Linked DNA regions of Homo sapiens: region 2 is linked to region 1. Evidence: chromatin loops called from intact Hi-C (ENCODE). Cell type or tissue: endothelial cell of umbilical vein. All regions are shown on one strand. Links, peaks and the distances in the headings refer to the core of each region. The heading gives the core; the rest is flanking DNA. Region 1 overlaps AKAP13 (A-kinase anchoring protein 13). Region 2 overlaps AKAP13 (A-kinase anchoring protein 13).

Evidence for each region. A loop is a pair of places that touch in the nucleus more often than their neighbours do. Peaks named below come from ENCODE experiments on the same cell type or tissue, not always from the same donor. Only the 100,000 strongest peaks of a DNase experiment are listed, where the experiment ranks them.
Region 2: a loop joins it to region 1, with 7 times the contacts of the local background. A loop is called at or near these places in 2 of 110 quality-filtered maps.

The regions. Positions count from the first base shown.
Region 1 is chr15:85,586,012-85,597,599 of GRCh38, reverse strand. The region is part of intron 8 of AKAP13 (A-kinase anchoring protein 13); the gene reads right to left. Among named protein-coding and RNA genes, the nearest start is that of LINC02883, 170 kb to the left of the region's middle. In endothelial cell of umbilical vein, for the core only: a CTCF peak has its summit at 5,329; DNase peaks (open chromatin) are centred at 5,249 and 9,259; H3K27ac peaks cover 574 bases.
Region 2 is chr15:85,725,781-85,737,368 of GRCh38, reverse strand. It overlaps AKAP13 (A-kinase anchoring protein 13), which reads right to left. Exons shown (of 37, transcript NM_007200.5): 27 at 10,883-10,959; 28 at 10,122-10,303; 29 at 9,906-9,988; 30 at 6,662-6,856; 31 at 2,219-2,377; 32 at 1,739-1,809; 33 at 1,235-1,279. Among named protein-coding and RNA genes, the nearest start is that of LINC02883, 27 kb to the left of the region's middle. RefSeq lists an enhancer at 9,803-11,002. In endothelial cell of umbilical vein, for the core only: a CTCF peak has its summit at 6,938 (motif pointing left); a DNase peak (open chromatin) is centred at 6,928.

The sequences.
Region 1 (11,588 bases), core at 1,310-9,309:
AGATGCACACAGCTCATCAACCACAACAAAGGGATCAAGCGTACACATTCAGCTGTATCCTTCCCATAATTTTTCTTAATGTATGGGGAGTAAGGATTAAAGGATTTCATAAAGTAGAGGAAAGTCACTGACCAGTAAAGATGGTCCTATTTAAGAATTTCCTATTTAAGAATCTCCAGCAGAAACACTGGAGAGGTTTCCAGTGTGCCTCTGGCTTACCATGTGACACTGAGGAGCTTACTTCAGTGACAGGTGATGTCTAAGACAGAGGTGGGCAAGGAGAGGCTCCTGGGCATCACAAATGATGGCAGGCCCTTTGAGCATGCTAGCTCTTTGGGGACTCCAGTTCCTTTCTTGCAAATTAAAGGGCACAAGCCTCATGCTCACTAAAATTCCTCCCTAAACTAATATTCTATAATGAGAACAATTATTTTTGGAAGATTTTGGATTCCCATAGTTATAGAATCTGGAGTATAAATAGAAAAGACCTCTAAATGGTTCCATTACAAATTTTTTGATCACATGCTGTTTTTACATAAATCAAAAGGGAACAGGACATCTCCAGTTCAAGTATGTTTTTCTACTAATCTATCTTTCTTCAAGGGGATTCCAAGCAATAAAATAATTCATAATTTTTAACTACTTAGCCTCTCCACCATGTTTTTTTTCTGCCTCAGAGAAGGGGTTCAGCAAAAACTTCCCAGATGTGCCACTCCCAAGGTACTTCATACTCTACACAGTAAAAGAAACATACACATACACACGTATCTCACATAAATGAAAGCGCCAAGCCAAATTTATCCTTTCAAATACGTATTTAACCATAAAGGCCAACTGTGAAGCTATACAATTTACCCCAATTATTCCTATTATAATTAGTTCAAACTGTTAGAGAAATCTTTTGCAACCATCTTCAGTACAAACACTGAAATCACATGTGAAAAGTCTGACTCGTTTTTATACCTCCATAACCCCAAATTCCAACCCCAGAGTGACTAGGTTTTTTATTTTATTTTGAGACAGGGTCTCATTCTGTTGCCCAGACTAGGGTGCAGTGGCATAATCATGGGTCACCGCAGCCTCCACCTCCCCAGGCTCAGATGATCCTCCCACCTCAGCCTCCCAAGGAGCATGCCACCACGCCTGGCTAATTTTTGTAGTTTTGGTAGAGACAGGGTTTTGCCCAGGCTGGTTGCGAACTCCTAGGCTCAAGCAATACACCTGCTTCGATCTCCCAAAGTGCCAGGATTATAGTTGTGAGTCACTACACCCAGCAACTATGCTTTCAAAACTCTTAAATATATATATGAATACTAATGACTCAGTCAGGAGCAAATGCCAACTACAGAAAAAGAAGATCAATACAATAAACATTTTGGCTTACTCTGACTTCTGAGTTAGGTTTAAACTTAGATATTTTAAATGTGCTCATAAGAGTATTCTCTGCCCTGAACTTTATGAAAGGCATTTTCACCATCAACTAACTTTCTTTGAAGACTTCATATGTACACTTAAGACACTGTCCCAGTTGCTCAGGTCCACAGCAGTGATAGGGTTTTGGGTGTCCTCAGAATGGAAGCAAAATGTCTACATCACTGTATGAAATGAAAGAGGCAGGAAGGGAGAACACACACTTTCAATGGCTGAATGGAAATATTTAAACAGAAATACTACTTGTTTCAATTTCCACATGGTTCATATACTACTGAATACTTCCATTTTTCATATTCTGTGGTAAATTTTATGTTTTTCAGTCCTAATGAAATTTCTTTTTTTAACCTGGATTACTGCCAGATCAGTTACCTTGCAAACTGATGTGTCTCTGGCAATCCTTAGGCAATTCTATGATCTTCGAAGGGCTGAGCGTATTGTGAAAGTAAAAAAATAACTACAAGGCTGGAAAGCATATCAATGGCTCCCTGAAGCTATCCCTGTTCTTGCCAATAGACTATTGATACCACCTGTGGTACAACATGGGTCTCACCAAGGAAACACCATTACGTTTCAGACAGGCACTTTTCAAGAAGTATTCCTCTCTCTGATCTCCTATAGCACATTAATGGTATCTGATAACATGTCTCATATACTGCATTCATGTATTGTGATTATATCTGTATATGTTTGCTTTTTTAAATTTAACTAGATTCTAGGTATGCTGAGGGCAAAAAGGATACCTAACTTTCAAAAATTATCTGGTATTTGGCAGGGTGCAGTGGCTCATGCCTGTATTCCCAGCACTTTGGGAGGCTGAGGTGGGAGGGTCACTGAGTCCAGGAGTTTGAGACCAGCCTGGGCAACATTGTGGAGACCGTGTCTCTACAAAAATTTAAAAATTAGCTAGGTGTGGTGGCTCGCACCTGTGGTCTCAGCTATTCTGGAGGCTGAGGTGGGAGTATCACTTGAGCCCAGGAAGTTGAGGCTGCAGTGAGCTATGATCACGCCACTGCACTCCAACCTGGGCAACAAAGTGAGACCCTATCTCTACAAAACAAAAACAAAAACAAAAAAAACCCTCCAAATTTGATGCAATAATTTGTCCAGGGAAAAATAATCATTTAATGTTTACTAAATGAATAAATGAATGAAATTAAAGCCACAGGCTAATATCACAAAATTGAGCAGCCTAGGAGACTAGAAACATCTGAAATTGGTGACCCTGAAACTTTTTCTGGATAAAGTAGACAACTCCATATATAGTGGACAACTCCGTAAATAGTGTACACATTTACTCTTCTGGTGGTCAACTAGCGACATATCACTAGACTCTTGTTAAAATCCACAATCAAAACCTAATATGGAATATCTAAAACTGCCTAAATTGTAGGTACCCAGGTAGATCCCTGAGGTGGACCTAGGCCTTTCTCAAAGATCAAATGACATCTCTCTTTTAATTTTCTACTATGGAAACTTTCTCTTTTACAGGCAAAAACAAGCAGCTCTAAGTCATATTTATATCAGTAAGCAACACAGAACTTAGAACTACAAGCAATACATAGTTTTTTCTAAGAGATCACCTATTGGTAGCCCTTCCAAATTTACTGGTAGAAATAATGGCTACGCCCAAGCCTATATTTCTGATACATAATGCATATATCTTCATTCCCACAGTGTAAAAATAATATAATATTCTTTAAAAACTTCCTTAGAAAGGAGAATTTAGCGTCCATTTCACTGAAAGTTATCTTTTCACAAGCACCTATATGTTTACCTGTATTTTAACACTTGAGAATATGTCTGATTTACTGGTTTAATAATTGCCTTTCCTACTAGAATATGAGCCTTTGAATGCAGAGACTCATCTACTTTCATTTCAGCATATCTGAGGCCTAGCACAGAGTTCAATGAACATTTGTTGAACTGAGTACTGAATAAATTAGTACACCCTTGCAGTAAACATAAAGTGACATGGAAAGTTAAATGAGTACCACTGTGGCCTGATATAACTGATAGCTTCTTCCAAGACCATTTAAAAATCATTATCTAAAATCACTCATTCATACTGTCTTAAGATGGGCCTAATAATTCTGAGTTACTTTAAAATGAGATTAGAATTATATCTATTGCATTTAAAATGCCTATTATAGGCTAGAATTTCCTAACTCTAGTTAATACAAACAACCTTTGTAACAGGCATCAATATCCCAAATTTACAAATGAGGAAACAGCCTCTAAATAAATGAATCAAAATTATTCAGCTGGTAGTTGGCAAAACTAGGTTAAAACCCTAATTCACTGGGCTCCATAATCTTTCCCTTATACTTAGCTATTATCATTGGCTGTCAATATAATACGAATGAACAAAAGAGAAATGAGTGTAAGTAGTAGACAGAAAGAGTGGTAAGACTCAGATACAGTTATTTTCACTCAAGAGGGGGTGGCATGAGACACACATCCCCTCTAAAATGCACATATGACCTATGATTCAGCAGTTCTATGAAAGAAAAAAGCAGATTCTAATATAATTGATTTTAATATCCCAGAACAAAACACCTTGGAAAACATTTAAGACAAAAGTGATTAGTTAAGGATTGGGTTAAAGAATGTGTGATTTAAAAAAAAAAAAAAAAATTCCCACATGGTGGCTCACACCTGTAATCCTGCACCTTGGGAGGCCAAGGCAGGAGGATCACTTGTGCCCAGGAGTTCAAGATCTGCAACATAGCAAGACCCTGTCTCAAATTTAAAAAAGAAAAAAAAAATCCCTCATGATTGTCCTTTTGGTCCAAATGTAAGATATCCTCAGTTTTGTTTTTGGTTTTCTGTTTTTTTGTTTTTTTGTTTTTGTTTTGAGATAGAGTCTCATTCTGCCTTCCAGGCTGGAGGGCAGTGGTGCAATCTTGGCTCACTGCAACCTCCACCTCCCAGGTTCAAGCAATTCTCATGCCTCAGCCTCCCAAGTAGCTGGGATTACAGGGGCGCACCACCACGCCCTGCTAATTTTTTTGCATTTTTAGTAGAGATGGGGTTTTGCCATGTTGGCCAGGCTGGTCTCGAACTCCTGGCCTCATGTGATCCACCTGCCTCAGCCTCCCGAAGTGCTGGGATTACAGTATTTTTTAAATTATTCTAATCATTTCATAATCACACACTGGTCAAAAATTAAGAGCTGGAAGAAACTAGAGATTAACCATTACACAAAGGAGAAAACACAGATCAGAGAAATTAAATAACTTGCTTAAGGTCACTTAAAAATGTACAACTAGATCATTAAATTATACCTTTACATACATTATCTATGGGTAGTTTTACACTAAGTTTATAGTTTTGCCACTTGTGACTTTATGGTCTGGGGTTCTCTGAGGTACTTCTTTTCCACAATTGTATTAAAAATTTGTATTAGGAGCCGCTGATAATTTCCTGGAAACTCTCCATTTCAGAGGAGATACAGAGAGTCTCCAAAAAATCTACATGAAAAAAACTGAGAATTAAATTTTGTGTGGTTGATGCTAGCTCTAGCTTTGGACCTATATGGGATAATTTAAGGAGAGCCTGCCTCTCTTACATGCCAAAAATGTATGCAGATAAGACTTTCTGGCAACTCAGAAAGTGGGCAATTTGCCTTTCCCTAGGTGACACACACACCACAAAACTATGTGAATATGATGGCAGAAACATTTTTAAAGGACCTTTTTAAAAACTGACAACTATTAAATAACAGGGTGGGACGTACAAGCCATTTTGAATATCAGCATTATAAGTTGTTGGATTAGTCACCAAATAGCCTAGAGGCTGTCATATTTTCCCACGGCAGCTGAGCATGAAGTCTGTGAACAGCCACACAATACAAAAGCTTTCAACCAAATTCCTAGACTAGGGATGGAAATACAAGTTCGCCCCCTTTAGACAACAGAAAGAAAACAGAGTGTTCCATTAAATATAATAAAAGGACATAGTTCAGGAAGATATTAACAGGCAATATTCTAAGACCAACAATGCCCTTACTACAGTCCTGAAGAAAAAAACATGAATACTGTTGTAAAAATAACTAAGAATGGAAATTCAGTTAATTTGATGTTTGGCTGTATAATTGCCAAAAAAAAAAAAAAAAAAAAAGATCATGGTTCTGATTTTAAATGCTTTCTTGATTGAGGAAGGTATGTTAAATAAAGAGTAGATTTTCCCAGTAGCCTAATACTCAACACATGGGATTTTACAGTTGTCCTTGAACATAGTTGTTCTTGAGTGTTTGACTGTTAGGACCATAGGAGCCCTGACAATATATACTGGTTTGTAGAATTAACTGTTCCATACGGCTAATAAGCTTATGCAAAGAGCATTCAGAAAAGGAACTATTATTGAGATACTTCAATGAACAGATGCCCCAGGGAGAGAAGGTCCTTCCTAATGAACTTGGCCATATCTTGAAGAGAAAAGATCCCTACAACATACGATATTGGTTTGCAGTACTGGGACATACTATGAAGGCGAATGGTGTCAGACGGCCCTCTTTTCTGAACTTTTTCTGAACTTAAGTATTCAATGTCATCTCCTGCTTGCCTCCAGCATCTGGCTCAATATCATATCATTCTTTAGGAAATAAAAGGCAGGTCTAAAAAATCTTCCTAATTTCTGCACCAAAAGCAAGCATTTTGGAGAAACATCATCTTAGTGGTATTTAGTTGCAGCTAAACAGATTATAGTAAGAACATGAGACTTAAAGTATATCAGCTTACATCTTAAAATGGCTAAAGGAGTTTCTCCAACTATTACCAAAAGCATGAAAGTATAATGCAATGGCTTTAGAATTTTAGCATGCATTAAGTATCATTCAGGGATGCTTGTTTAAAACGCAAAAACCCATCCTAAACCAAGTGGATGGGACTTCCCAAGTGTACCCTCAGATGATTCTTCAGGAAATAGTATAATGGGAAAAATTATTCACATAGAAATTGGGTTCTAGTCCAGCTGACAGTTAACTAGCTGTGAAACAAGGTAAGTCATTTAACTATCCTGAATCCATTTCTTCTCTTATAAAGCAAAGGTGCTGGACTTCAGAAAATCTTTAAGGTTCTTTCAAATTGTAACGGTCTCAGAAGCAAAACAAGTTCCATGTCTTTCAATTTCAAATTAATGTAAGAAACTATTCCTGAAGCTTTTATAACATGTTCAAGAAGCAGTAACTGAGTCTGAACCACCATATTCCACTAGTTACTAAAATAAGTGAATAGCATATTGTAATCTGAAGTTACTAAACTAATAATAATACTAAGCTGTACTTATTTTGTGCCAGGCTCTGATCTAAGTACTTGATATATATTAACTCACTAAGGAAAAAAAGATGACAACGAAAGGTAATCTGAATACCTTCAAACCAGTAAAGCATACAGGTGGAGGTAATGATGAATATTAAATTGCAATGGGCATTAAAACTTTGGCTAAAATAAAATGATAAAATGATTAATGGGAATAAACCACAATATGTGTAAAGTAATAACTTTGCCTCAAAAATTGTGAACATTTTCACCCCAATAAAGAAATATCAGTAAAGACTATCAAGAAATCTGCAGCATTTAACACATACCTGTGTTTTCTCTGAGAATATAAGTAAACGAATGCAGATACTGTCTAATTCCTTCATGAACTATGATTTTCAGCACTGGACCTTTAAAGTAAGGATTTATTTACAATACATGTGTCAAACAGGTTAAGGAATGAAAAATTACTCCTCAGTTTGTATGACAGATAGCAGACTAAAGGACTAAAGAAAACAAGAACTCAGCTGTAGCTTTTTTCTTTAAATCCTTGGTAGTGCCACTCGACAGAGGTTCTTATGCTCTGACCATTACACGTTTAGAGAATGTTACAAAACTTCCATAAGAATTTAAATGGATTATTTACATTTATTAGAAAACTGCCATAAATTTACCATACTACTGGTTTTGAAGCCGGTAGCAAAGCATAAGATACAGGAATTTGTTCTATTTTACATTTGGAGAGGATGATTCAATGATTCAATGAAGCAATGACTGGCCTATTCCCAAGGCACACACATAGACGGGGTATGTGGCAGAAAGATCAGGTTAAATATTACACAAATGCCACTCCTCCCTCAAATATAATCATAGACTCTAACCCTTTTCAGCATGAAAACAGACTCTAGAAGGTTAAAGCTAGAGAATGATTAGAGACAAGGAAACTGAGCCCTAGAGAGGCTGTCAAAAAGCTATTCAGGAAAGACAGAACTTGATCCCACTCCCAACCTGTAGTTTAAAAACCAGAGGTTTCACCACAAAACAATTTAAGAAATCTGCTTGCTTCTTTTTTCTTTTCTTCCACTGGTGCACAAGTATTTATTAGGCAGGGGCTCACATGCTATTGCCAGTGGGATATTAACTCTTTTTTACAGCCCATGAAAAAAAATTAAGAGTAGGCTTTTTTTTTTTTTTTTTCAAGACAGAGTGTTACTCTGTCGCCCAGGCTGGAGTGCAGTGGTGCGATCTCGGCTCACTGCAACCTCCCGGGTCAAGCAATTTCTGGCTAACTCTTGTATTTTTTTTTTTTTTTTTAGTGGAGACAAGGTTTCCCCATGTTAGCCAGGCTGGTCACGAACTCCTGACCTCAAGTGATCCGCCTGCCTCAGCCTCCCAAAGTGGCAGAATTACAGGCATGAGCCGCTGTGCCCGGCTGAGATTTTACATTTTTTTAATGGCTGGAAACATAATTCAAAACAATAATATTTCACGACACATGACCATCACATGAAATTCAAATTTCAGTGTCCATAATAAAGTTGTATTGAAGCACAGTGACACTCCTTTGTTTACATACTAGCTACAGACACTTTCATACTCACAGCAAAGCTTACTAGTTTTAAGAGACCATATGTCCCACAAAGCATTTACAAAATCTGTCCTTTACAAAATGTTTGCCGACCTCTGCTCTCTTTCCCCATCCAGTGAAAACCTATATGAATATAGTATGTGAAGAGTTAAATGGGAAAAATTAAAGTGTGTGTCTGTTTTATCCTTTCAACTCACAGCAAATAAGGCAAGTTTGTCAGAGCACCACGGAGAAGAGTTAAGTAGTCAGATTTCACATCATTATAAGAATGCTGTGAACACAAAAACTTCCTGAATTTAGGCCTGCAAATCCTCAAGAACTGAAAATCCCACTGACATATGCTTTCCCCAACTCTACACGGTGGAAGCAAACACAAAGCATAAGGCATTGATATCTCGCAGCTAGAGATAAATTACATGGTTCTCAGGCTTCTTATAGCAACTTTACCAATCAGAGCCCAGGTTTCTTGAGTCAAGGAGGAATCGCCCTGTTGTGTAAGTCCCAGATTAGAAATCAAACCTCAAACTCTTCCAGCTGCCTTTGGCCTCAAGCTAGTCATGTGACTCTCCAAGGGTCTATTCTTTTATCTGTAAATTGAGGTATGCTGACCAACCAGAGGAATATTCACTCTCTCAACTCTTAAAACTAGAGAAAAAAGGAGAAGAGGAAAGGGACTGAGAGAGGAGACCTTTTCTTTTCTTTAAGTCATGTTTTGTTTTCTTCTTTATAGTAGACAAGATACCATTAGAATAGAGATATCCCTCATCAGAAAGCAAAGGGTCTAGAGCCAAGTACCAGCCTGGATTCAATGACTCTAATCACTACAATATTAAAATGGAGTACTAAGAAACAGAGGTATTTGAATTCAAGGATGTGAGTTTTTTCCTTCCCTTTCTAAGGGGCTTCTGGAAACAAAGACACACGTACCCATGCAGGGTGTGTTCTCTTTTCTTCTCACAGGGGTAAAAGCAACATTTGTCTGAATAATGCCTGCTTTACAAGTAGCCACCCAGGCATTAGTCATGAATATTATGTGTAATAAGGGCGGGTTAGAACAGTCAGCACCTTCATACCACAGTACTCCAATACAACAAGGTTTGTTCATCACTGTTCATACTCTTGAAACAATCTGGGATAGTCTGTTCCATTTACCTACCGTGAAATTTCAAAAAAACATACCACTTAGTCCTCTGAAGAGTAAAAACAGTGCAATGTCAAGTGTAGCCCAAGGAACATGGACTTTCAAAGGGGCAGCATGAGTAAGTTCACTAACTTGATTTTCAGCTTTCTAATTTTTTTTTTTTGACCACCATGGAATCTAAAGCATAGGGCACTGTTTCTCTCAACAAGTTTGTTTTAAAAGTTAATAGCTGGCTGGGTGCACAGGCTCACGCCTGTACTTCCAGCACTTTGGGAGGCCAAGGCGGGTGGATCACTTGAAATAAGAAGTTTGAGACCAGCCTGGCCAATATGGCAAAACCCCATCTCTACTAAAAACACAAAAAAGTAGCCGGGCGTGGTGACGAGTCCCTGTAATCCCAGCTACTCGGGAGGCTGAGACAAGAGAATCGCTTCAACCCAGGAGGTGGAGGTTGCAATGAGCCAAGATCCTGCCATTGTACTCCAGCCTGGGTGACAGTAAGACTTCATCTCAAAAAAATAAAAAATAAAATAAAATAAAAGTTAATAGCTTTAAACAAAGAAAAATAATCTCAAGACCTTGAAGAAAAATATTTTTGAAGCCAAATAAATGGAAATTACCATATGACCCAGCAACTCCACTAGGTATATAAAAACATGTCCACATAATTTTGTACACAAATGTACATAACAGCATTATTCACAGTAGCCAAAAAGTGGAAACAATCCAAATCCACAAAAAAATGTGGTATATCTATACAACGGAACAGTATTTGACAATAAAAAGAAATAAAATACTGATCAATGCCACAACATGGATGAAACTTGAAAATATTACGCTAAGTGAAAGAAGCCAGAGACAAAAGATCACATATTGTGTTATACCATTTACATGAAGTTCTGGAATGGGCAGTTTACGTACTATCTACAGCCACTTTCACACTCTCACAGCAAATCTCTCTATGGATTTACAGAAAGCAAAAGTAGATTAATGAGCTGGGGGAGGGAAGAGTGAAGGAAAGGCACACTGCTAATGGGTCTGGGGTTTCTTCTTAGAGTGATAATGTTCTGAAATTAGAGCCTTAGTGGCGATGGTTGCAGAACTCTGTAAATCTATTTAAAACCAATGACCTATGCACTTTATTTGATTGGGTGGATTTTATGGTATGTGAATCATATCCCAAAACAAACTATTCTTAAAACAAAAAAAAAATGTTGATTGAACCTTTTATTCTCTTATTTTTTTTTTTTTGAGAAGGTGTCGTGCTCTGTCGCCCAGGCTACAGTGCTATGGCACAATCTTGGCTCACTGCATCCTCCGCCTCCCAGGTTCAAATGATTCTCATGCCTCAGCCTTCCAAGTAGCTGGGATTACAGGCACCTGCCACCACGCCCGGCTAATTTTTTTGTATTTTTAGTAAAAACAGGGTTTCACCATGTTGGTCGGGCTGATCTTGAACTTCCGACCTCAGGTAATCCACCCACCTCAGCCTCCCAAAGTGCTGGGATTACATGTGTGAGCCACCGCGTCTGGCCTATTGAACCTGTTTTTTCATTGCTGAAAACGATATACTTCATAATTTAGACAGTTACTATTGAGCTATAAAGTAAAAATCTCATTTTGGCTATCAGTTTTTATATAAAGAAAGAAGAGTCAGGTTTAAGAAGGGTTTATAGGCCGAGTGCCATGACTCACATCTGTAATCCCAGCACTTTGGGAGGCTGAGGCAGGTGGATCACTTGAGGCCAGTTCGAAAACAGCCTGGCCAACATGGCAAAACCCCATCTCCACAAAAAGTACAAAAATTAGTCAGTCATGGTGGCGCATGCCTGTAATTTCAGCTACTCACAGCTGAAATTAGGCAGGAGGCGAAGGCAGGAGAATCGCTTTCACCCAGGAAGCAGAGGTTGCAGTGAGCTGAAATCACACCACTGCACTCCAGCCTGGGTGACAAGAGCAAAACTCCATCTCAAAAAAAAAAAAGAAAAAGAAAAAGAAGGAAAGAAAAAAAGAAAGAAAAGGTCTATAGATCCCCTTTTGTGATAGCTCAGATTTTGTGACAATTTAAGCTTACTGACAAATCTTAAAGCCTTGTGCTCAAGGGGAAAATGTTTTTCAGCATAATCTATAAGAAAACATGTAACAGCCCATTCCAAAACTTTGCTGT
Region 2 (11,588 bases), core at 2,240-10,239, 140 kb before region 1:
TTTAGAGATGGCAGTAATCTGAAGATTATGTCACAACAAGGAGTCCTGGGGGTGGGATGGGGGATGGGCATCCTTCCAGAAGGACACCATGACTGCTTCACAGATGAAACACATATTAAGTCTAAAGCAATACTCAAAGAAGAAGATATGGCTGGGCGCGGTGGCTCATGCCTGTAATCCCAGCACTTTTGGAGGCCCAGGTGGGCAGATTGCCTGAGGTCAGGAGTTCAAGATCAGCCCGGACAACATGATGAAAACTCGTCTCTACTAAAAATACAAAAAATTAGTCAGGTGTAGTGGCGTATGCCTATAATTCCAGCTACTCGGGAGGCTGAGGCAGGGGAATCGCTTGAATCCAGGAGATGGAGGTTGCAGTGAGCTGAGATCGCACCACCGTACTCCAGCCTGGACAACAGAGCAAGATCCATCCCCAGAAAAAAAAAAAAAAAAAAAAAAGATGATGATATAACTTGAGTACTTGAAGGATAAGAAATTACTGTGTCAAATTACCCACAAGTTAAATGCCCATGTTCCAGACCTGTGGCTCTTAGTATCAGGCTTGTGATAGAGAAAAGGCTGCTATGAATTCTACTCAGTGTGCTTAGACCAAAGGAAACCACCACAGGGATTTCACAGGCCCTATTTAGAGAAAGCTCATTAAAAGCAAGAAGCGCTGGATAAGATGGCTTATGTCTGTCATCCCAGCACCTTGGGAGGCTAAGGCAGGTGGACTGCCTGTGTCCAGGAGTTTATGACCAGCCTGGACAACATGGCAAAGCCCTGTCTCTACAAAAAATACAAAAGTTAGCCGGGCATGGTGGCAGGCATGCCTGTAGTCCCAGCTACTCTGGAGGATTGCCTGAGCCTGGGAGGTAGAGGTTGCAGCGAGCTGGGCGATAGAGTGAGACCCCATCTCAAACAAACAAACAAACAAACAAACAAACAAAAAAACAGCAAGAGGCTTCCTTAAGGACAGAGAATCAAAGAAACGAATCAAAGGCCATCTTAGCAGGCAATTCTCTAACTGGCAAAATTCCAAGATGGTGCCCCTAGGACCAAAGACAGGGGAAAGGCCAAGGAAACTGACAACTGTATTGTTTACACATACAGATGATAGCCAGCAGTTAGCCTCTTTGTAACAGCAAAAAGAAAAAAAAAAAAGGAAAAAACAATATTCCTAACTTGACAATGACAACAAACACATATTTTCTTAAATAGTTCATAATGTCCTTACCTCACTGTTTCTTTTAAGCATAAATACCAGGTTAGCATTTCCACCCTATAAAACAAAAAACATACATATAAAAAAATGAAGATCTTGATGCAAAAATGACATTCAGTGTGTTTCTGTGTTAGGCTGTAGCTTTCCATTTTCTACCACAGCCTCTCACTAAGGTAGTGAAGGTTTAAGAGGTTGAACTATTTATCACTGATACCTTGTAAGGAGGTCAGGTCGGTTTGGAGCACCTGAAACAAACCTAATGAAACTGGTCCTGCCAGGACCATGGTAGAGTTATGAATGTAAACACACTGCCCTAAGCCAGTGAGGCCAAACAGCCAATAATGTGGAGCTCTTAACTGTACTATTTGTTTTAAAAATGTGATTTTCCCTGAAAATAATTTTATTAAAAGCAGCAATTCAGGCATCGAAAACAACATCAAAGTGAAATAATTTCAAAGGTTATGAATTCAGAGGAAAGTGCCAAGGAGGTTCATGGTGTATTTTAAAGAGAAATACCTTTTTTAGGCCACTATCTGATTCCGTTCTCCTAAGATCTTGGCCATCATCTCCCTCTTCCTTCTCGCCTCCTAAACAAAAAATAGGGTTGTTTTTTTTTTTAAAGTTGTGAAACAGATTAGCCAAGGAAAGAATATCATATAGGCATCTTGGGGATGTAGTATGTCTGAAACCTACTGATGCCCCCAAAAAGGGGGAGCTGCTTGGTGGCAGCTAAGTGATTATTAATAATTTTACGGATGCAGAAGAAATGGAAGCAGGAACATGTATTATTACTCTTTTAGCTGAGATCTTAGGAAAATCTTTTTTGTTACTCAAAATGAATATGAGTCTGACTGACAAGCTCTTGAGTGTCTTGAAATCTCACTAAGAAATTTGCTGATTGGGAGCGGTGATGTAGCTACTAAAGTACAAGTCATTTTGAGTTGTGTGAGATAGTCAAGGATTGCCTATAAAAGCTCATGACTTCACATCATTTACCTTTTGAAGCATTCATCTGATGGCTGTCAAATCCTCCAAAGGTCTCTGCTCTCCGGGGCAGGGAAACGGGACCGACCACATCTTGCTCAATGGGGCTGCTGACAGTCGGCCCAAGTGTGCCTCCCAGATTTCCACTCACCAAACCCTGAAGGATCTCCACTGGAATAAAGGAAACATGCAAAGCTGACATCTTATCTTTCAATGAGGGGAAAACAAGTTCATAGTATATATGATACGTACAAAGAGCACGACTTGAAAGTTCCAAAGAGTGACTGGGTGAGTTCCTTTGCTCAGAGAAGGGTCTCAGCTCAGGGTATGTGTTTTAGTTGGATTCTACTAGAAATTTAGAGATGAGACCTTCCACTTTATATGCAAGAGGCCTAGGAAATTTGAAAGTGTACAGGGAAGGCAGAGTAATTTACTAGAAGTGACATGGCTTCTGGAATCATATCCAAAGCAGACAGAAGATATTCCCTGGAAAGTAAGATGGATTGATTTGAGAACAGCAAGTAAAACAGTCAGGATTTCTGGCTTTGCCAATATGGAGTGAGTTCAAGGGGCTAGAGTAGTCTAAGAATTTGCATCTCAACTCTGGCCCACTAGGGTTCTTTTCTAGGGTATGGCTCACAGAAAGAAGAAAGTGGAGAAAATGGAATAAAAGTTAAACAGGAGAAAAATAAAAAGATAAAGAAAAAGAAGGGCCAGGTGGAATAAGGGAGGGAACCAATAGCAGGAAATCTGATAAGACAAGCCATATTAAAAAAGAAAAACTACACAAAAATGATAGACGAGTCCTATGGTGTGAGAAAAGCTATCTGAACCTGTAAACTTAAGACACTAATTTCACATAAAAATGAGCAATAGAAAATATTGAAGTCAAATCCCATATAAAGTTAAGAACAGGGAGTGATGGTGGGGAGAACACAGGGTCTAACTTCTCTACAGATAATAAAAGCACATCGGAAAGACATGTCCATAAAATAGGTGACCAAAACACATTAAGAAAATGACAAAAGACAGCTGGGTGCAGTGGCTCATGCCTGTAATCCCAGCACTTCGGGAGGCCGAGGCGGGCAGATCACCTGAGGTCAGGAGTTCAAGACCAATATGGAGAAACCCCGTCTTTACTAAAAATACAAAAAATTAGCCGGGCATGGTGGTGCATGCCCATAAACCCAGCTACTCAGGAGGCTGAGGCTGAGCCAAGATCGCACCATTGCACTGCAGCCTGGGCAACAGGAGCAAAACTCTGTCTCAAAAAAAAAAAAAAAAAAAAAGAAAAGAAAGAAAAGAAAATGACAAAAGACATGAAAGAACTAACTTAGGTCAGAATTAGAAAACACAGAAATGAAATAGCAAAGCTACAAACAAAAGAAAAACAATCATTATAGAAATCAAAACTAAACTAGAATATAAGAGCAAATTAACCCAGCAGAAAATGGCTTAATAAAAAAGAAGGTGAAAGGAAGACCATTTAAACATTAAAAAGATGAAGAGATCAAAAGTATTAAAAGAAAGTGACCAACACTGAAGATAGACAAAGAAGGTCCAACATAAGGATAAATGGAGACCTTGAAGAAGACCAAAGCAAAGGGAACAGGGAAAATAGTACAAATTATAATTCAAAAATAACTTCCTGAAATCTGAAAAATTTGAAACCACATATGAAAACAGAACACTGTGAACCTGACAGCATCAACCTAGGGTAACAAATACCAAGGAATATTCTTGTAAAACTACTTGTACTTAGAAAAAAATCCTTTGGGCATCTAGGCAAAGAGCATGTTACTTACATGGGGAAAATCAAATTATTATCAGTCTCTGATGGCAATACTTTATGCCAGAAAAAAAAATAAAACAACATACTTGAGAGTAATTAATACCTTGGGGAAGAAAATATGAACAAGCCAATAATTTTATATTCAGCAAAATAGGCTTTCAAGTATAAAGGGCATAAATTATTACCAGCATGAAAGAGCTCATGGACTATTACTCTCATGAACCTTTCCTGAGGCACATGCTAGAGAATCAGCTTCACATATCCACATGACTAGAGGGTGACTGACCTAAGAACTTCTGGTAAGCATGAAGTATGTTCACTTACAGAACAAAGACTATGGTCAAGGCTTACAAGGAGAGCATATGGCATGTAACAGTTATAAACTGACAGCGTAGACACAGCACAACTATTTTTTCAAAAACGGGAGAATGCGGACAGCAAGTAAAAGTCATATGTAGTGGTAGCAGCATTACTATTAGAATATATTATTATCAAAATAGTGTTAGTAATACTATTAGTATTACTAACAGTATTAGCAATAGTAATTAGTAAATTAGTATTAGTTAATAGTAATAGTAATACTATTAGTATTACTAACAGTATTAGCAATAGTAATTAGTAATACTATTAGTATTACTAACAGTTATGAGTAATAGGTTGGATAAAGCCAGAAAGTAAATATATAATATTCGAATTCTATGATGTATCCTTAAGAACAAGGATTTGCAATGTGAAAGAAAGGAAATAGAGATGTAATACTAAATAGGTTTAGTTAAAAAAACAAACACTGTAGTCCACAGTTTAAGAATATCAATGTGAATTCGAAAGTGTAAATATAAATTTTCATATACACATTTTATGTTCAATAGGTATTTAAATTATATATGATGTAAAACATATAATGTTATATTATGTTATATAATATATATATAATGTTATATATATGTTTTTCCCCAAGCTCTGTCCACTGAAAAGGCCCAACCTAGTAACAATCAACCTAGCAGCAATGACCACTCCCAGTACCCAGACTGTGGTCTGAAAATATAATTTCCCACTTAAAGAATCCAGAACTCTTGGAGAAATGGCTGATACCAGGACTGGGGCAGAAAACAATTAAGATGAGCCTGGAACAACTTACTATACCAGTAGCTCTAAAAGACTACTATGGTCACGTCCACAGGACTAGAAGCCAAAGAAAGAGGTGTTCACAAAAGGAACATTCTGAGCTTTTAATAAGGTTAGGAATTGCAATGACTTGAAATCCATCAAACGTTTTTTTTTTTTTTTTTTGAGATAGTCTCGCTCTGTTGCCCAATCTGGAGGGCAGTGATACGATCTCAGCTCACTACAACCTCTGCTTCCTGGGTTCAAGCGATTCTCCTGCCTCAGCCTCCTGAGGAGCTGGGACTACAGCCGCATGTCACCACACCTGGCTAATTTTTGTATTTTTAGTAGGGATAGGGTTGCACCATGTGGGCCACGCTGGTCTTGAACTCCTGACCCTCAGGTGATCCACTTGCCTCGGCCTCCCAAAATGCTGGGATTATAGAAATGAGCCACCGTGCCTGGCCCCATCAAACATGTTTCAATTCATGAGTCCATAATAAAAACTATGGGTCACTTTCAGAAGATGTTCATGGTCTTAAAAACTGGTAAATAAATGGAGGGGAAAAATAATCAAGAATTTATCCTTTTATCTTTTCTTATATGTCACAAAAAAAGAGACAACTAGATATTTATGCCTCCTCAATGAAAGAACACAACACTATAAGGGCACAATTTACCAAAGAGATCAAGTCTGAGTAATTAATTACGCCTCTGAATCCAGCTGCAAATCTGAAGGAAACAGACAACAGGACTGTATGAATAAAATCCAAACTGTGGGAAACTCTCTAAGTCAAAAAGCTCAGATTGTTCAAAGATAAATTATATGGAAAAAAAAAGATGGTGGGGGGAACTGTAAATTAAGAATTTTAAGATGCATATCAAAAAACATAAGCAAATTAAACTATAATGTCTAGGAGTAGGCACTTAAGCCATAAAGATATATAAGTAAGTGATTAATGGCCGGGTGCAGTGGCTCACGCCTATAATATCAGCCCTTTGAGAGGCCAAGGTGGGTGGATAACTTGAGGTCAGGAGTTTGAGACCAGCTTGGCCAACATGGTGAAACCCTGTATCTGTGAAAAATACAAAAATTAGCTGGGTGTGGTGGTGCACATCTGTAGTCCCAAGCTACTTGGGTGGCTGAGACAAGAGAATCACTTGAACCCAGGAGGGGGAGGTTGCAGTGAGCCGAGGTTGCACCACTGCACTCCAGCCTGGGAAACAGAGCAGCAAGATCCTGCCAAAAAAAAAAAAAAAAAAAAAAAAGCATAAGTGACTAATTAAAAAACAGTCAGAATAACTGCTCCTTTTGGAGGGAGGGAGGTGTGATGGGGACAGAGCATGTGGAGGAAGGGGCTTCAGGGCCCCTTTAAGTTCTTGATGTGAGTAGTGGTTAAAAGGATATTCACCTGATAATTTACTATAGTGAAATATTTGTTTTGGGTAATTTTCTGCATTTGTGCTTTAAAGTAAAAAAGTAAAAACTGGCAGGTAATATTAGTGTGTAAACCACTCTGGGAGTAGATGAAGAGGGGGCAATGCTGAATGTTAATTACCCTCATTTATTGCACTTTTCATTAAAGGTCCTCCTTTGAGAGCCTCTTCTGTGTTGGAGCGGAAGAGAACTCTAGGGCTATGTGTTGGGGAGCAATCCTCTGGGAGAGGGGTGCTGCACTCAGCCATGTCCCGGAAAATCATCTCCTTCTCTTCCAACAAGAGTAGGATTTTTTGGTCCTTCTGGTGAAGTTGTTCTGCAGGAAGGAGAAAATGATCTGTGATTTGATTGGTGTTTAGTAATTACGAGAATGACTAAGACACGAGCACCACCTTGTGGTAATTTATGGAAAGTGACAAGACAGGACACCCTCCCCACCCACACTGCCTTTTCTTTTTCATCAAGACAGCAATATTGTTTCTGTTCTGTGATTTCTATCTGGAAAACCATTCTGGATCTTTCTGGCAAACCATGGAAATTGTGACATAACAAGTCTGCACTTTGCTTCCACTCCCGTGTCCCCTGTTTACTTCTCAGCCCACTACTCTCTAGCTTCTGTCCACTCTGCAACTGCTTTCCCAGCTCAACTTCATGACTGAATCCAATGAGGTCTTTTAGGTTGTTTTTTCCAGCATTGATGATTACTTCTTCCTTTAAAACATGTTTCCTTCTTTAGCTTTTAGGACACCAGTTCTCTTCCTACCATTCTTTCTCAGGACACTTTACAGATCTGCCATCTGCAATGGAATCTCTTATCTGGGCTCCTGTCTCAGCTCCATCCTGAGCTGTCTTCTTTTTTTTTTGTTTTTGTTTTTGTTTTTTGAGACGGAAAGTTTCGCTCCTATTGCCCAGACTGGAGTGCAATGGTGCACTCTTGGCTCACCGTAACCTCCACCTCCTGGGTTCAAGTGATTAAGCGATTCTCCTGCCTCAGCCTCCTAAGGAGCTGGGATTACAGGCATGTGCCACCACGCCTGGCTAATTTTGTATTTTTAGTAGAGATGGTGTTTCACCATGTTGGCCAGGCTGGTCTCGAACTCCAGACCTTGGGTGATCTGCCCGCCTTGGCCTCCCAAAGTGCTGGGATTACAGGTGTGAGCCACCGCACCTGGCCTGAGCTGTCTTCTTTACCTTACCCACTTTCCTCTTGAGGATCTCATTCATCCCCATGGCTTCAATGACCTTCTATATGCTGATAATTCATTAAACCATCAAAAACCCTCCCCTTTCTTAGCAGCAGACCATGGCGCCCACGTGGCCACCTCTACTGAGATGCCTTGTTCTCAGCACGTGAGAAACCAATCTTTTCTCCAGCCCACTACCTCCTCCCTTTAGTGTGGAATCTCTTTCTCAGTCAACAACTCTTCATCTTCCAGGTCACCTGATTTGGAAACCTGTGAGAGACTCTGTCTCCTTACTCTGTCCTACCACCAACCGACCAGACTCTTTTTTTTTGAGACAGAGTCTTGTTCAGCCACCCAGGCTGAAGTGAAGTGCAGTGGTGCTACCTCGGCTCACTGAAACCTCTACCTCCCTCTGCCTCCCGGGTTCAAGCGATTCTCCTGCCTCAGCCTCCTAAGTAGCTGGGATTACAGGCACGTGCCACCACGCCCAGCTAATTTTTGTATTTTTAGTAGAGATGGGGTTTCACCATGTTGGTCAGGCTGGTCTCGAACTCCTGACCTTGTGATCCGCCCGCCGTGGCCTCCCAAAGTGCTGGGATTACAGGCATGAGCCACCGAGCCTGGCCAACTGATCAGATTTTAATGACCTTATTTCTTACATCTCTTCCTTCTCCAGCTCATTCTCACTTAACCTATCCTAACAGTCTTCCAAATGGTCTTTGTACTTCCAGTGGCTTCCCATTCCCTCAAGCAACTCTCCTAACTATCTTCAACATGTTAAAAAAAAAAATTTTTTTTTTTAATTACATGAGTCCCTTGTTGCCTTTTAATACCTGGTGCATTTCCAGCTTAAGATCCCATCCCTTAGCCCTGACCCTCCAGACACACCGAACCTGTCATTCCTTGGCAGACATGTCAAGTCCTTTTTCACCTTTGCACATAACCACTCTTGTGTGCTGAGATAATTTTTTTCAGATGTAGCTCATGCACCAGCTTCTCTGTGAGACTTACTAGAGGCAGGATGAGCAGATCCCACACATGCTAATTGTGCCTGTGGTCTAATAAATCACTGTGTGGCCCATCATTGATGTATGTCTCCCCTGCTAGGGTGTGAGCTTCTCAAGGGCAAGGGCTCTTTTTAAGGAATCTTTGCATCTGTTGTACCTAGCAGTATGCCTAGCCAGGTACTTGACAAAATTTAAAGAAGGAAGATTTTTATCCTTGTCATCCTAATCATGGGCCAATAAATTTGCTATAACTCTGGCTCTGGTCTAAAGCTGTCCATATTTTTAATTTCCCCCTCAGTGAGACAGAATGCTATCATCTGTATGGCTTTAAGGCCTAACCAAACTCCTTAGGTGCTTACATTTATTTAACTCTAAGCCTTATTTCTATCCAAAGCATAGTCTTTACTTTGAAACATTCGATAAGCCACTGGCAAAGAGAAAAGAGCAACAGGCTTTGCTAAGACAGGGAATAGAATTCTGGCTTAGCCACTAACTACATACGTGAGTACCAGGCTTTGCTAAGACAGGGAATAGAATTCTGGCTTACCCACTAACTACACACGTTAACCCTGGGTAGCTTGTCCTCTGTGGGCCTCGACTGTCTCATCGGCACAATGGGGATTAGAATGCCTGTGTTGCAGGGATACTGACAAGACTACACAAAACAGTCAGCACTCAATAAATAAGGGTCAAACATAGATTGATACATACCCTGCTCCCAAAACTTCACCTCACAACTCATTTGTAAACATGCGGATAAGTGATAACGCTAGGGACTGGGGGAGGATTAAATCAGATTAACTGGAGAATTCTTTTCCCCAAATTCCTTTCTCTCCTTGTTTTAATCTTAGATGTGACTACAAATTTTGGCAAATTCGCCTGTGACAAAGTACAGAGAATGTCATGAGGTTTGAGAACACGGATCCTGAGTCAAGAGAATCAATATTCTCTTGATCCAGTACTGGAAACATCCTTGCAGCCATTCTTTACGAGGACCCATGTCAGCCTGGCCTTGGTTTCTCTTTTGTTAACAGCTATTCATTTTGCTGCTTTCAAGTGCCTGCTGGGGCAGCTTTAGAACTGAGGGCAAACCCGTACCTCTAAAATCCACCAGCAGTCTTCTGCAACTGCAGACATTCCAGACAAGGGGCTCAGACCACTCGCAATGCCTCACCTTTTAATTCTCGGGCTCTGGTGTCCAACATTTTCTTTTCTTCCTCATTCTCACTAGGAATTCCTTCATCTTCATCTCTGTTCCTAATACAACCCAAACAAGACAGAACAAAAAATTCCTAAGATGTCAATTACTCTGGTCACAGTCCAGCCTGTTATGAAATCACACAGAGACATCAGGAGGGCTGGGAAGGGTGGGGCCTGGTGGTTAACTTACAGGGTGTTGATTGTGTCCTGAATGATCTGAATCCAGCTGTTTCGTTCCTCTTTGGAGCTGGCATGGACTTCTACCATCTCTGGATCTGTCATCCCCATGCTGATCAGGAATAAACCTTTCTCCTCATGTGCCACTTCTCTCACAATCAGCTTCTTTAAAGAGATCACTGTTGACTTCTGGTCCTGGAAAAAGGGAAGAGGGCAAATAAAAGATACATATACAATATTCTAACTCTGAAGGACAGCTTCAATCTAAGGTAAGACCAGATGCTGTTAAAAAAGCACATAGTTTGAAAAACAAGGGCTACTTTAGGATAAAGAGAAGTATCTCCTTATTTCATTCAGATTTTAACAAAAAAAGATTTCAAAAGGGAAATAGTAATTTATGGCTCTAAAGGTTCCAGTCATGTTTTCCACACGATGAATCTTTCCAGGTTCCCCAAAGAATCCAGTCAGCAATATTATACATGAGCACCATTTATGGGCTCAAATGTGAGAAATGCTCCAGTGACCAGGTTTCTTCATAGATCAAATAGTCAGATGTCCAAGACACTAAAAGAAGACTGTGATGAAACAGAATAATAATTTTTTGGGAAGAGGGGATGCCAGAAAATTCTGAGGGCATGTGGGAAATTACTCAGAGGAATTTGTCCTGAGCCATTTAATTTTAAGAGGGCGGGGGAGAGCAATAACATAGTGCTTACATTCCATAACTAAACTAGCTGCTTATAATACTATTACAAAAATAACAATTCAGCTTACCAATGATGCAAAGATGTACTTCTGGTCTTTTTCTTGAAGGAAAACTAAAATGTCAGTGAGAAGAACTGCTTGAACCTCTGGAAAATGGAAATGGGAGAAGGGAAGATAAAACGATGACTACTTAATAGTTACCCACAGTCAGAAGGTTTTTTATTGAAGGGTGTTTCAGCAACACATACACCCCTATACGGGCAAACTATGATCTGAGATCACACTCCTCCAAAGCAACAGTTTTACAGTTCTCCAGGATTCAGATCTGGTCACCAGATTTTTAGCAGCATTTTAAAATGGGATTTATCACCAAAGCCTTGTTTTGGAAAAGTTTAAGTACTCAGTCCTAGAAAGATATATCCCATAAGACAAGATTTTAAGAATAAAATACTTTTAAGAATAAAGCTGAAAAGCTGGACTTGTACAGATGTTAAACAGCAACACATAGCAGGATACTCCAAAAAATACTCAGATTGCAATATTTTTCGACTTCTAATTACAGTAATGGGAAAGGTGTGGGGCAGGAGACAGGAATGCTGCCCAAAGATGAAGTATAGAAATATCTAAGTCTAATGAAAAGACGTCTTCCATGCCCTCAAAAGAACAAAGAGTGGCCACACAGGCAGGCGCCTTCCAGTCTTACAGGTACATGTGAATATAGGGCTCTTTCCTCAGCTCCATATGCAATAGTCAGCTTAAACTCTAGCTCTGACTA